2 separate regions of the Homo sapiens genome follow, and region 1 is linked to region 2. The links are chromatin loops, found by intact Hi-C in ENCODE. Cell type or tissue: sigmoid colon. All regions are shown on one strand.

Region 1 (5,000 bases), 120 kb after region 2:
TATTTTTGGGGAAACCTTTTTTTTCTTTTTTGTTTTCCTTGGGACGGAGTTTTGCTCTTGTCGCCCAGGCTGGAGTGCAATGGTGCAATCTTCGCTCACTGCAACCTCCGCCTTCTGGGTTCAAGCGATTCTCCTATCTCAGCCTCCCGAGTAGCTGGGATTACAGGCATGTGCCACCATGCCCGGCTAACTTTGTATTTTTAGTAGAGACTGGGTTTCTCCACGTTGGTCAGGCTGGTCTTGAACTCCTGACCTCAGGTGATCCACCTGCCTAGGCCTCCCAAAGTGCTGGGATCACAAGCGTGAGCCACCGCGCCCAGCCAGGGAAACCTTTATTTTGAGGCGGAGTCTCGCTCTGTCACCCAGGCTGGAGTGCAGTGGCGTGATCTCAGCTCACTGCAACCTCTGCTTCCTAGGTTCAAGCAATTCTTCTGCCTAAGCCTCCCGAGGAGCTGGGATTATAGGCGTCTGCCACCATGCCCAGCTAATTTTTATATTTTTAGTAGAGACGGGGTTTCACCATATTGGCCAGGCTCTTCTCAAATTCCTGACCTCATGATCCACCCACCTTGGCCTCCCAAAGTGCTAGGATTACAGGCGTGAGCCACCACACTCGGCTGCTGGGGAAACCTTTTAACATGAGTAAGGTCAGTGTGACTTTTAAGTTCTTGATGCTAACATCATTGATTTCAATAAAGTTTAAAAGTTATATTCATGCATATATGCAAATGAATAAAAGGCTTTGAAATAGTGACTTCTTACGGTACAGTGAATAAGTTTCCTTTGGTCTCTTGAATGTTATACATGTTCCAGTTTGATTTACTGAGAAACTGAAAGTACCTTTACGTCATATGAGCTGTGAGTCACCTTGGCACATTCATAATTAGAAGAGACCATCAGATTATCATTGGAAAATCAGTTTGTATTTATCCTTTATTTGAATTCCAGTGCAGACAGATCTGAGGTTCTCTTCATTTTGCTAAAACTTCTTAGGGCCTTCAGTCGCTTTTGGCTCTGTATTCGTGTATCTTTGGAATTGTCCTGTTATCTCTGCTTGTTTTTTACTTGATTTTCCATCCATTTCCAGTATTCCTTTCTCCTCTATTTTTTTCCTTCATTTTCTTTCTGCTCTTCCTGTTGCGCCATTATTCATGTTTTCCTCTTTACTCCAACTCAACTATGGCTTTACTTCTGTTTCCTTATTCCATTGTTCCTCATACTTTTTCCTACTGCTTCATTTTCTTTGCAGTATTCTCAGCCTAGATGATAGGGGTCAGCAAATCTGCTCATCAGTAAATAAATTTTATTGTAGCATAGCTATGCCCATGCGTTTGTGCATTGTCTATGGCTGTTTTGATGGCTGTAGCCATAGAGTTGAGTAGTTGTAGCTGACTGTAGGACTTGCAAAGCCAGAAAATTTGACTGTCTCTTTACAGAAAAGTTTGCCAGCTCTTGGCCTAAATCATATTTTCCGCTGCATTTAGGGCTTTTTAGGACTGATCAAAAATACATGCTATACTGGCTTTGGTGAAGTAACAGAATGTGCTCTGTCCTTTAAACTTACAACTAATTGCATGCTTTGATTCTAATACTGTATAATATCCTGCGATTCTTATTCATGACCATTCTAATTGGATTTAGTCTGAAGAATTACTTTTGCTTAACAGATTCTTTGTCACATTTAGTGAAAAATCATAAAAGGGGAAGGTTGGTTAATGGAAAAGATCTCCATCAACTAACCACTACCTTCCTTATCTACAAATTTATCTTCTTCCTCCGTGCCATCTTTTTTTTTTTTTTTTTCAGATGATCTTGCTCTGTTGCCCAGGCTGGAGTGCAGTGATGCAATCACAGCTCACTGCAGCCTCGACTTCCCAGGCTCAGGTGATCCTCTCACCTCAACCTCCTACATAACTGGGACTGTATGTGCACATCACTATGCCTGACTAATTTTTTATATTTATATTTTTTGTAGAGATGGGGTTTCCCTGTATTGCACAGGCTGGTCTCAAACTGCTGGGCCTAAGAGTCTTCCCACCTTGGCCTCCCAAAGTCCTGGGATTACATGAGTCACCGCACCCGGCCTCATTATTATTTTTCCTCTGGTTTTAGTAGAGAGGATTTTTAAGCCAACTTCAATCATGCCCTTGACTCTCTCCCTTCTACTTACCTCCTTGTTCTCTTTTTCTTTTTCTTTTTTTTTAGATGGAGTCTCGGTCTGTCACCCAGGCTGAAGTGCAGTGGCGTGATTTCAGCTCACTGCAGCCTCAGCCTCCTGAGTAGCTGGGGCTATAGGTGCCTGCCACCACGCCCGGCTAATTTTTGTATTTTTAGTAGAGATGGGGTTTCACCATGTTGGCCAGGCTGGTCTCGAACTCCTGACCTCAAGTGATCACCTGCCTCAGCCTCCCAAAGTGCTGGGATTACAGGCGTGAGCCACCACGCCTGGCCATCTTTTTTTTTCTCCTTGCTCTTTTATACCACTTCTCTGTTTCTGGGCTCTTCAACATCTGCCTTTCTAGTTAATCTTTCCCTTTAGCATGAAAACCTATTCACTTCCTGCTCATCCTAAAAAGGATTCTTTTTTGTTTTGTTTTGTTTTTGTTTTTGAGACAGAGTCTCGCTCTTGCCCAGGCTGGAGTGCAGTGGCACTATCTTGGCTCACTGCAAGCTCCGCCTCCCGGGTTCACGCCATTCTCCTGCCTCAGCCTCCCGAGTAGCTGGGACTACAGGCACCTGCCACCACGCCCAGCTAAATTTTTGTATTTTTAGTAGAGATGGGGTTTCACCGTGTTAGCTAGGATGGTCTCGATCTCCTGACCTTGTGATCCATCTGCCTCGGCCTCCCAAAGTGCTGGGATTACAGGCATGAGCCACCGCACTGGGCCCAAAAGGATTCTTTTTAATCCTGAATTCTTCTAGCCATTATCCTGCCTAAGGCTACGATTAACCTCTAACTGCCAGGTCCTTTGGAATCTTTTTCTGTCTTTATTGCTGCACTTGAATGTTGGTTTCACCCTCCTTCAGAATTTCCTCTTCTGTATTTTTTATGTTTATTGATCATTCCTTCCCTGCCTCATTCCTGGGCTTCTTTTCCTTCACACACCCCTTAGATGTGTGTCCCCAGTGTTTGTTTCTTTGCCTGCTGCTCTTGCCACATGACACACACTGCCAGCTACCACACACAAGTTCCCTCCTATCATGTGTGTATCATTGCCCTTATACCATGTTGTATTAAAATTATATGCTTGTCTCCCCTGTTACAGTTTGAGCTCTTTGTGCTCCAAGTAAAGACAGTGATACTGTCTTTATTATTTATTCTCATGGTCTAGTATAGTGCTTTGGCACATAGTACAGGCTCAATATAAATGTGTTTGAATAAATGAAATTCAGTGCCTTAATACACTTTTGTAGAAGCATTATTTTATGGAAAGAATGAAAAAGCTGTAAGTGGTCTTACATATATAGTCATCCAGCAGATACTTAGAGAGCTCTGGGATGTGTTCCTTGCTGTGCTTGTTGCTATGGACAGTACGGAGAAATACAAGAATCTATTTTGGGTCCCTTTTGAGAACCTAGTGAAACTGTGTACCTAGTGAAACTGTATACCCTCACCCTAGAAAAATTTACACACATGTAGATTTTACATGTAATTCTTTTAAAAATTAATTTTTTTTCTTTTTTTTAAAGAAACAGGGTCATGCTCTGTCACTCAGGCTGGAATGCAGTGGTGTGATCATGGCTTACTGTAGCCTCGACCTCCTGGCTCAAGCGACTCTCCCACCTCAGCCTCCCAAGTAGCTGGGGCTACAGGTGCACGCCGCTATGCCCGGCTAATTTTTAAAAATATTTTATAGACACTGGTTCTCACTATGTTTCCCAGGCTGGCCTTTACCTCCTGGGTTCAAGCAATCCTCTACCTTGGCCTTCAAAAGTGATGGGATTATAGGTGCAAGCCACTGTGCCCACGCTAATGTAATTTCATGGTGTTCACAGTTTCTTCAGGGAGTTCATATACGCCATGTACTCTATTCTAAGCATTTTTAGAGTTAGAGATAGCAAAGCACGTGAATAAATTCAAGAAAAATGGAATGTTGTACTGCATGACATTGAATATCAAATGGAGTCAGCGATGCAAATAATTGTCTAGATTTTACAAAAAAAATTAGCCTGGTGTGCTGGTGTGCGCCTCTAATCCCAGCTACTCGGGAGGCTGAGACAGGAGAATCATTTGAACCCAGAAGGTGGAGGTTGCAATGAGCTGAGATCGTACCACTGCACTCCAGCCTGAGTGACAGAGCGAGACTCCATCTCAAAAATAAAAAATAAAAGAATTGTGTAGATTTTAGTAGTTGGAAGAAGTTGGAGTGTTAATGTGTAATTAGAGAACAGTGAGAAATAAAATTCTACAGATTGTTTTATTCTGGTGTGCTGTTGTGTTCTCATATGGTTGTCTTTTTGGTCTTGATAGTGTATCAGTAACAGAGTACGAGTAACAAACAGGGATCTCTTCTGAACGGCGTGACATTAGAAAAGCTGTTTACGGCCTCAACTTTGCTGTGGTTTATTAAGACACAGATATGTGTTCATTCTGGGGCCAAGCAGTAACTGGAGAGTGGCACTTATTGAGGCCAGTATGGAGGCAGTACAGAGATTATTGAGATTAAAAGAAAGAAACAGGTGGAACGGATCTATGTAATGGAAAGCTAAACAGAATAGTTCGTGGTACACAGTAGAAAAGCATTACATGTTTATTAAGATATGGTCATCTTCCATTTATTAAAGTTACATGTTTTATAATTTTTAGAGTATATAGAAATTCTCTACCCTATCATGTTTGCCAAAGTCAGAACAATAACTTCATTTATTAAATATAAAAAAAATAAAAACCTCTAGCATAAAATAGAATTTTATTTGGACAAACGATAAAAAAATACTGTGTGGTACTAGTAAGAGTAAGGTTGATTCAAGATACATGGGAGCAGAATCCAAAGTGTAGA
Region 2 (5,000 bases):
GACAAAAGAAGCATACAGTATAAACATTTCCTTGAAAACTCCTACAATATTATATTTGGAGGCAGCTTCAGACTGTTTTATTGGTGGTAACTGCTCGCTGAGCTCTTTTAGTTGGTAATAACTCCAGAGAAGCATCCTGTGTATATTCCTAACACTTGTTCACTAGCATTTAAGTTTAGAATGAGCCCCAAGTAAAACAATGGAAATGTATATAGAACTCTTAGTTCTTACATGATTTAATTATATCAAAATACATGAATTTAACTTACTTTAATGTAGGCAAACTATCAATTTTTGTCCATTTTCCTGTTTGTTAACATACCTCTCCTAGATATTCTTTTCTTGACCCAAATGAAATATTAACCTAAGGTCAAGCTGGGAGAGAGAAACAACTGAGATGAATGTCTTTACTAAAATACCGATAAATTTGTCAAACTCAAAAAAAAATTGACGTGATAAAATTGGGCATCCTTTGTGCTGGCTGCTGCACGAGGCCTCAGTTTTAGAGATTCCTTTCTTAAATGAACGTGGCTTCTTGAGAGATTTCCTGTAAGTATCTACTCTTCAGGGACTGTAGGTTAATGTGCTTTTTCTCTGTCCATAAGTGTGTGCTCCCTGACCTTTGCCTAAGTAATTCTTTCTCGTCTTCTGGCTGGAAGCGTCAAGTCAAGCACTGTCTTAGGAATGCCTTTCCTGACCATCTAGACTGTCATGCCCCCTAATTCACACCCTGTTGTGGCTTCCTGTACTGTTTGCTTTTTAATTTGATTTTTGTCTCTCCCTCCACTAGATTCTAAACTCTGTGGGGGCAGGAGCTGACTGTTTTTTGGACTTAACGTATCTGTTTTTGCTCACCACTGTTCCACACCTAGAACAGTGTCTGTCTGCTGCACATAGCAGGGGCTCAATCTCTATCTGTACAATGAGGGAATAAAGAAAAATCAGTGTTGTTGGTGCTGTCATCACTGAGTAGAAAGTGTTAAGTTATAACTTACTCTATGGAAAAATCCTTCAGGTCCAGCTATTCTTTTGTTCCTTTGTGTTCTATTATAGTCGTAGACACTTAGAGCTTGAGCTAGGAGTCTGGTCACATTTGAGATTTATATGTTAAGGTTTTGACAGCAGTCTCCCTTCCTGGAATGTCAGTTCTGTAAGGGCAGAGATCTTTGTTTTGTTCACCGCTGTACTCCCAGTACCTGGCACAGTGCTGGAACACAGGAGGTACTCCATCCCTGTTTCTTGAATGAATGAATAAATGAATGAAAATATTACCAATTTAAATTACTTGCTTAGAGTAATGATATTGAGGATATCCTGCCAGGAGTCAAAAAAGCAACTAGAAAACTATTATTAAAAGAAGAAAGGCCTGGCACAGTGGCTCATGCCTGTAGTCCCAGCTACTGGGGAGCCTGAGGTGGGCAGATCTCTTGAGCCTGGGAGGTCAAGGCTGTAATGAGCCATGATTGCGCCACTGGGCTCCAGCGTGGGTGACAGAGAGCGAGACCCTGTCTCAGAAAAAAGAAGGAAAAATAAAGTATTGCTGGTAGATGAAGAGTGAGGCTTATGTGAGGTGTTTCCTGTAGGGCGCCAGCCTCCCAGTGATGGACCTGACTGAACTCCCCAAGTGCACGGTGTGTCTGGAGCGCATGGACGAGTCTGTGAATGGCATCCTCACAACGTTATGTAACCACAGCTTCCACAGCCAGTGTCTACAGCGCTGGGACGATACCACGTGAGTGCAGGGGCCGAACCCCTCTGTGTACAAGCCCATTGCAACCCTTCCAGAATTAAAAAGAGCCACCAGCAGAAATGAACCATTCCAAGTATTTGACTTTATTCAAGAGGTCCTTTTTCTCCTTCCCTTTCCTAAGTTCAGGGAATCGGCATTCTGAGACCAAGTCCTTTTTTAGTATGCTGATTCTGAACCCTTGTGGAATTCCCCAAAGCAGCATGAGTTGTTCTTTCCTTCCAAGAGCCAGAGAGTGAAAAAAAAAAGCAAAGCTTAGTTTGAGGCTCTCGTGCTGCAGTGAAATCTAGGTCTGGAATCTCATGTATCAGCTGCACTTGGTGTCTGCCATTCACTCTGGGCTTCTTATCAACTGGGCTACAGCAGCCTAATATTTTAGCTTTGCTGGGCTGTTGATGGCTTGGTGGCCAGTAGAAATAGCAGTTACTAAGTATGAGATCTACTCTACAGCCTCCTGATTCCCAACATACCAGGTCTTAGTCATAGGTGATGTTGCTACAGACAAAGAACAGGTAAGGCCTGTACCTTTTTTTTACCCCCTAAATCCAGGATGGTTGCTCCCTTTGCAGACTGCACTGTGGGACTTAACCAGAAAGGTGTATCAGATGCTGGCCTTCTGGATTTCCCAGTACAGAGGGGAACCCAGAAATGAAATCACACAAGTAAATAAATCACAGCCATAACCAGTGTTACAGAAGAGCAGTGTGCAGCATTGGGACTGAGAACTGGGGCCCTAATGAAGCCAGGACCACCTGAGAAGTGGCATCTCCAGGAGGGTAATTAGGAGTTAAGCCGGGTAAAGAGCAGAACCCAGAGAAGGCAGTGGGGGAAGGGGAAGATCATGTTCCCAAGCACAGAAGTGAGGAGGGGTGAAAGTCTACAGGAATCTCTGTCCACCCACAAGTGGCCTGGTGGCCGGAAGAAGAATATCAGCTTCACAGAGCGGGGGCCATGCCTGGCTTGCTCACTGCTGTGTCTCTCACACCTGGTGGGGGACGTGGCACACAGTGGTAGACACTGAGGAGCACATAAATAAACTGGGTCTCTGCAGCTTATCACTGCCCTGCTTATTTAGCTGGACAGGAGTCTTGCTCCAATTCCGTGGAGTCCTCAGTCAATTCTTAGGTATCATTTGGGAGTTTTCCAAGGAATTGTCCAGTTGCCTTGAACAAAGCCATACTGAGATATGTGCATTCCTTAAAGTGTTTACCTGTATCTTCAGTCCATCTGCTATACCAGTTAAGTTCTAGGCAATTCTTTGTTCCCCGCCACTCCAGTTTTACTTTTTTTTTGAGACAGGGTCTTGCTCTGTCACCCGTGTTGGAGTGCAGTGGTATGATCACAGCTCACTGCCTCCTCAAACTCCTGGGCTCAAGTGATCCTCTCGCCTCAGCTTCCCAAGTAGCTGGGACTACAGGTGTGCACCATCTCACCCAGCTAATTGTTTTTTTTGTTTGTTTTGTAGAGATGGGGTCTCGCTATGTTGTCTAGGCTGGTCTTGAACTCCTGAGCTGAAGCAGTGTTCCTGCCTTGGCCTCGCAAAGTGCTGGGATTGTAGGCATGAGCCACGATACCCATCCCCAGTATTCCTTTTGATATAAATTAACTGTTACAGAACCATAGCATTTTAAAGTTGGAAGTTTCCTCAGGGACCATTTTTTCCAACAACCTCATTTTATACAGGAGGAGGACACAGGCCCAAAGATAAGAATTTGCAAGCTCAAAGTGTCATGGCCAGAGAATGCCAGAACTGGGACTAGAATTCAACCTGTCATATGGGATGTAAGACATGCCATTTGCCCTCAGAATCATGCAGTTCATTTAATGAGTTTTGAGCCTTGGTACATGCATAGAACTGTGAGAGATGCTGAGACAGAGGAAGCAAATTCAGGTCCTCTTTGGGGTGGTTTGGTCTAAGAGAGTTTACACTTGGACATAAACACATGTGGTTCAGGGTGGAGATTGGAAGAGAGAATGATGGCATCCCCAACCAGGGGTACTCAGGAAGGGCTGCAGTAGGAGGCAGTGTTGGTCTTTTTGATAGAGATGTCAGAGAAGGCTTTGGGAAGAGCTCCCAAAGATCTCATCAGGAAAATAGGATAAAATAATTTTTTGCAGAGAAAGGCAGGAAGAATTTAATAAACTGTTAATTATTATTATTATTATTTTTTGAGATGGAGTCTCACTCTGTCACCCAGGCTGGAGTGCAGTAGCGTGATCTCGGCTCACTGCAACTTCCACCTCCCGGGTTCAAGCAGTCCTCGTGCCTCAGCCTCCCGAGTAGCTGGGACTACAGGCATGTACCACCACACCTGGCTAGTTTTATATTTTTAGTAGAGATGGGGTTTTGCCATGTTGGCCCAGCTGGTCTCGAACTGCTGACCTCAGGTGATCCACTCACCTCAGCCTCCCAGAGTGCTGGGATTATGGGCGTCAGCCACTGTGCCTGGCCGATAAACTGTTGATTATTTTTTAGTAGACAGATGAGGTAGTATATCATAGAATGCTAATTGTTTGTTTACAAGTTTATTCTTGTAATTTTTTTTTCTTTTCAAGATCAAATTTACATTTCAGAAAGATCGTTTTGATCATTTGGGCATAGTGTAGAGAATTAGATTTCAGAACCAGTTCTGAAATCTAATTCTGTTGTTTTTAGTTTTTTGTTTTTTTTTTTTTTTAGAAGGGCTTTTGCCACATTGGCCAGGGTAGACTTGGCTTCAAGCCATCCTCCTGCCTCGGCCTCTCAAAGTGCTGGGATTACAGATGTGAGCTACTGCACCTGGCCTGTTTTCTTATTCAACCACTTTCACAGCCACCACACAGACCGAAGGGATGAGACAAAGCCAATTTCTACTTTCTGCATTCTGCTTTCTGGCTACCATTTCTGTTCTTTCTTTGAGTTTGTCTTCTGTCTTCTCTTTTGATGCTAAAGGAAGAAGTGGACTAGATCCTTTCCTTTCTCTTACACAGATAGAGCTGTGTCATCTGTGACACAGTGTTCTTCCTGTTTATTCCATTTTCTTGGTTTTATTTACTTAGTTGGGTAACTGTTACTAGTTATAGCTTTTTTTTTTAGACGGAGTTTCGCTCTTGTTGCCCAGGCTGGAGTGCAATGGCGCAATCTCAGCTCACCACAACCTCTGCCTCCTGGGTTCAAGCGATTCTCCTGCCTCAGCCTCCCAAGTAGCTAGGATTACAGGCATGTGCTACCATGCCCTGCTAATTTTGTATTTTTAGTAGAGACAGGGTTTCT

What was found. Hi-C counts contacts between places; a loop is a spot of excess contacts. Peaks named below come from ENCODE experiments on the same cell type or tissue, not always from the same donor. Only the 100,000 strongest peaks of a DNase experiment are listed, where the experiment ranks them.
Region 1: a loop joins it to region 2, with 2.0 times the contacts of the local background. A loop is called at or near these places in 14 of 110 quality-filtered maps.

The regions. Positions count from the first base shown.
Region 1 is chr12:111,542,766-111,547,765 of GRCh38, reverse strand. All of the region lies in intron 5 of ATXN2 (ataxin 2), which reads left to right. Among named protein-coding and RNA genes, the nearest start is that of ATXN2, 54 kb to the left of the region's middle. In sigmoid colon, no CTCF peak of the experiment used is centred here; no DNase peak of the experiment used is centred here.
Region 2 is chr12:111,662,371-111,667,370 of GRCh38, reverse strand. It overlaps BRAP (BRCA1 associated protein), which reads left to right. Exons shown (of 12, transcript NM_006768.5): 6 at 1,584-1,732. It also overlaps the pseudogene PCNPP1. Among named protein-coding and RNA genes, the nearest start is that of BRAP, 21 kb to the left of the region's middle. In sigmoid colon, no CTCF peak of the experiment used is centred here; no DNase peak of the experiment used is centred here; H3K27ac peaks cover 260 bases.